Linked DNA regions of Mus musculus: region 2 is linked to region 1. Evidence: chromatin loops called from intact Hi-C (ENCODE). Cell type or tissue: gastrocnemius. All regions are shown on one strand.

Region 1 (2,500 bases):
ATCACAGTTTGGGACCTGGATCACAGAAGCTGCACCCAGATTCCCCACCCCCTCTCATAAGCTCCGCCTCTACTCTGTGGCAAACACACAATGCTGCCTCTATTTCTCCTCTGTATGTTTCAGAGGGCGTGGTCACATCTGTGCCACCCCAGGTCTTTCTCAGAGCGCATGGGCAAATGTGTTGTAAGATGACCAAAAGATTCCCCTCCCAATGGTATGGCAGCTACTTTCTTAGACCTCATGGCCTCAGGGGCTCGCTGTGAACATGACTTCAGCTTACATTAGAGAGAGGCCCCAGAGCGAGCCCTTGTCTTCAGCCCCTGCTCTGGAGCTGTGGCTGCGCGGGTCCAATTCAATTCCCACTTCCACATTGATCTCTGAGGTCTACTCTTGTTTTTGCCTCTCAGAGTGTTGGACCCATTAAGCTACATGCAGGGGTCAGGCCCCTGGGGCTCAATCCGCTCAGGTTGCCTGCACAATTGAAATCCCAGCCCATCCCGGCTGCTTTTCTCATTAAGATGATTGGACTGGATTGATCTAGTCAATCAATAGGCGGACATCAGCAGCGGGAAGCCGATCAAATGAGCCTGGGTTGATCAGCCCCAGAACGAAGTCCCCACCAAGCTGGAGCGGGCATGTGGCCCTCTGGGATGGAGGTGGGGAAGTAGAGGAATGAGCCAGAGGTCTCACTGGACTGCATGGCGGGTATGGACACAGCAGCATCCCCAAGGTGTGGCGACGGGGGTGCTTTGTAGATACCCAAGACTCCTTCCCAGCTGCGCACCCTTTGGTGGCTCCCCCATGACCTAGCATGGGACCTGCCCTCCATTCAGCATGTGAGGGTGAGAATGCTGGGTGCTAAAGAAACCAGTGGTAGCATCCCAGGGCCTTCTTCCTAGGAGTTAGTAGCTCTGAAACTGGAGCAGAATACTGGGTGGCACAGATCCCAGTGTGCCTCAGGGACCCTGTGTTGGGTAAAGGGGCCTCTGAGGCAAGGAGGTTTGGAGACACTGGGTCAAGTGTGTTCCCTCTTCTGCAGGCTGTACTATCTTGTGTAAGCTCATGTTTGAACACTTGGTCCCCAGTAGGTGGCGCTGTTTTGCTCTGGGGTGGGGTGGGGGTGTGAGACCTTTAGGAGATAGAGCCTGGCTGGAGGAAGTGGGTTGCAGGAAGGGGACCCTCGAAGGTTACAGCCCTGCCCCACTGGAACTCTCTGCTTCCTGGTCAGTGGTGTACAACAAGCCACAGCTGTAAACTCTCACCTCCGTGGACTTCAGCTCCCCTCCATGCGTCCTCTCAGACCATGAAGCAAGATGAGCCCTTCCTCCCTCCTCATGTTGCTTCTGTCAGGTTCTTTGTTACAGTAACTAAAACCATAACCAGTGCACCAATCAGGTTTGTGTCGATTCTCTGAAGGGGGAGGAGCCAGGGTCGAATCCCTGCCTTTCCCCCTTGGTCTCAGAAGGTCTTACATTTTTATTTCTTATTTGCAATAAGCAAAGGTTTCCAGAAAGAAATCACACCTTCCATAAAAGGTCGAGAGGGCGGGATGTTGCAGCACCAAACCCCGATTTCCGTTCTCTTGGGTGTCTAGCCCCCAGTTACTTCCTTTTCTTTCCCACTTCTGACCTAATATCAAGTGAAACCGTTTTGGAAATGCATTAACTTAGCAGACCATGAGCTTCTCCCAACCAAAGAGCTAAGCTGACTGCCGGTCGGCATCTGAGGCCCATGACAGAGGTTGCCCCCTTTGCTGTAATTCCCATCTGATGTGTCCACCAGTGTATTTCAAAAGTGCCTTGACTCATAACTTTTTTTTTATTCTGTTACTGTAAAAACTTCATGAAACTTCTTCCGTGTTGGAACGTGGAATTCAGGGTAACCTGAATCTATGTTCCCAGTCCATGGTCACTCCATTTGGCTTCAGAATAAATTATCTCTTACCCCATTTGAAGTGAGAGTTGTGGGTATTGTGTCAACCTTAGTGTGTATGTGTGTGTGTGTGTATGTGTGTGTGTGTATGTATCTGTGTGCTTGTCTGTGTGTGTTTGTATGTATTTATGTGTGTAGGTATACCTGTGTGTATGTGTCGGTGTGTATATGTATGTGTATATATCTGTGTGTATGTATCTGTATGTGTCTGTGTGTATATGTATGTGTATATGTATCTGTGTGCTTGCCTCTGTGTGCCACTATGTGTGTATCTTTGTGTGTGTATGTGTGTGTATGTATGTATTTGTGTGCGTGTGTATGTGTGTGTATACAACTGTATGCCCTATGGTGTGTGTGTGTGTGTGTGTGTGTGTGTGTGTGTATGTGTGTGTATGTGTGTGTGTGTGTGTGTGTGTGTGTGTATATGTGTGTGTGTATGTAGGTCAGAGAACAGCTTTCAGGAGCCTGTCCTCTTTGAGTTGCGGGTTCTGGGAATTGAACTTGGGTTGTCAAGCTTGCTTGGTGAGTGTGTTTACCCACTGAACTGTCTCACTGGCTCTCTGGGTCT
Region 2 (2,500 bases), 55 kb after region 1:
ACAACACACATACATACACACATACATGATATATACACACATATACACATATACAATATTTACATACATATACATACATACAACACATACACACAAAAATACACACACATATACATATACACTATATATACACACACAACACATACATACACATACAACACATACATATATATACACACACAACACATATACACATACACATATATACATGTACATAAACACAACACATATATACAAGCACATACACACAACACATATACACATACAAAACATACACATACACACATAACACATATACATATACACACATATACACATACTCTACACCTATATATACACATACTCACATATACACATATATACACATACCATACACATATACACACATATATACATACACCACACACATATGCACACATCACACACACACACACACACACACACACACACACACACACACACACACAGAGTGATCTTTCATACTGTGTGGTAGATGCTTTGGCTGATGCTCTCAGAGGGCAGTGCTACAATAGAACCTGTACTGGGAACAACAGCCTGTGTGACACCTTGCATAGCTCCACTTGGTTGGTGGCACAACTGGGACATTCCAGTGAGTGTCTGATGTCATGTGGTCTTTAGACACTGAGTCCTGGGGTGGACAAACCTCCACCCCCTAACTGGGACTTTCACCTACCCCCACCTCTGTGCTTAGCTCCCATTGTCCGCCAAGGCCTGGTCACAAGTCAGTGCATGACCGAATTTGCAAAGAGAATACACCAAAGTCCTGGAGGTACTCCCCTGTGGTTGGGGGTGTTGGTTTGCAAGAGAATACAATCTCAGAATGGGACAGAAGAATTTTTGGTTTTCAAAGCGTGTCTCTAGCTCTGCAGTGAGATCTGGCTGGGACCAGAGTGAGGACCAGAAGGTGGCCATGATCCCTGATGGCCTCTCCAGGCTCCTCCTCCCAGCCATTTTTCTCTGAGCACCTGAGACAGAGTGTACCCAGGGCTCACAGGAGGCAGGCAGATGCCTCTCTGTACCCCTCCCCCCTTTTCTGAAAAGAAACGAGTGCCAAGGAGAAATCAGTTGCCATCAAGATGAGAGCAGAGATAAAAAGCATTTTGGAGAGGAAAATAAGCAATGCCCTGGGAGCCCCAGAGAGTCCTCAGGCAGGGGACTTCCTGGCTTGGAGCCAGGTTTCCTGAAACCCAGCGCCCGCCCGGCAGCAACAAATCCCTCCTTTGCAGTCTGCTTCTGCCTATAGGTGTGCCCTCCAGAGGCCTGCCTAGCTTTGATTCCTCAGACCACAAGGAAACCCCAGGCCTCCCCCATGCCCACCCCCACGCCCCACACACCTGCTTCCAGCCGTGCTCACCAGCTTTGAGAAAGCCAGCAGGTGCCTGAAGGCTTCAAATCCTGGCACAGCCACTTCCTACCCAGTGATCTTGAGCCAGTTCCCCCCCCCAGCCTCCCAGCCCCCCGCCCCTCCCCCGCCCCCCGAAAGCAGGCTGACTAGACTATCTTCCTGTAATCCTAGAATGGAATGTGTTAGACATTGGTGCCCATTTTCTCCAAGTCAAATGCTGGCTGACCCATTCGGTGGACAGGTGACCTGGGGTCAGAGTTTCCTGGTCCCCAAACATAACTCTGAGCTGAAGGTGTTCACCCCTAAGCTTCAAGCAACCCTCTCTCCCCACCGCAAGGCAAAGCCAATTTTGCACGGGATCCCCCATCCTGAAAGCCCCTATGTACACACTTCTATCTCTTCTGCTGCTCTCTATCTTCAGCTAACCCCTTGAACTTGGAAAAGTAACATTTTTAACTCCCCCTTTTCTGCATTTTATTTTACAGAAGGGGTCACAGTTCAGTAAGGCCAAGGGATGACCCAGCTAAGGGTCTCCCATTGGAATGACATGAACTTGATCAAACCCCAAACCACCTCTTCCTACACCTATACCATGGTGCCGTCTTTGTTTTACAGTTAATGAAAATAAGGCCCAGAGAGGGTATAGGACTTTTCCAAAGTCACACAGCAGCATGGACTTAAGTTCAGTCCTAGGATTTATGTGCCGGGCTCCTTTAGTCCTCCATGTTCATGCTGAGTTTCTGCACTCTGAGACACCTGGGTATCCTGAGCAGAGGGCACTCCGGGGAGCAGAGCCACCATATGTAGGGGACACAGGGGCCAGTGAAAGAAGAGACTTAATGAAATCAAGCAGTGTTGGGAACATCTTCCCGTGGCCAGCCAGTGAAGGAAGAGCCGCAGTACCAGGCTGCAAGGCCCCATTAGGGCCAGCGGCGGGGCTCCGGGCTCCGCATTTACATATAAATGAAGATATTTACAAATTAATGCATCTCAGCCCAGAGTCCCAGCTCCACAGCTGTTCAGCTGCTTCCTCTTCAGCTGGGAAAGCGGGGTGAGAATGAGGCTGGGAATATTACCAGAAACCGGCAGAGAACAATTTCCTGGGGAGCCTCAAGGAGCCCCAGGGACTCCCCG

The links. Hi-C counts contacts between places; a loop is a spot of excess contacts. Peaks named below come from ENCODE experiments on the same cell type or tissue, not always from the same donor. Only the 100,000 strongest peaks of a DNase experiment are listed, where the experiment ranks them.
Region 2: it touches region 1 in a loop (6-fold over the local background); 2 of 42 quality-filtered maps call a loop at or near these places.

What each region holds. Positions count from the first base shown.
Region 1 is chr4:140,158,405-140,160,904 of GRCm38, reverse strand. All of the region lies in intron 1 of Igsf21 (immunoglobulin superfamily, member 21), which reads left to right. Among named protein-coding and RNA genes, the nearest start is that of Gm13029, 17 kb to the right of the region's middle. In gastrocnemius, a CTCF peak has its summit at 1,077 (motif pointing right); a DNase peak (open chromatin) is centred at 1,104.
Region 2 is chr4:140,103,689-140,106,188 of GRCm38, reverse strand. The region is part of intron 3 of Igsf21 (immunoglobulin superfamily, member 21); the gene reads left to right. Among named protein-coding and RNA genes, the nearest start is that of Gm52685, 35 kb to the right of the region's middle. RefSeq lists an enhancer at 495-2,500. In gastrocnemius, no CTCF peak of the experiment used is centred here; a DNase peak (open chromatin) is centred at 1,277.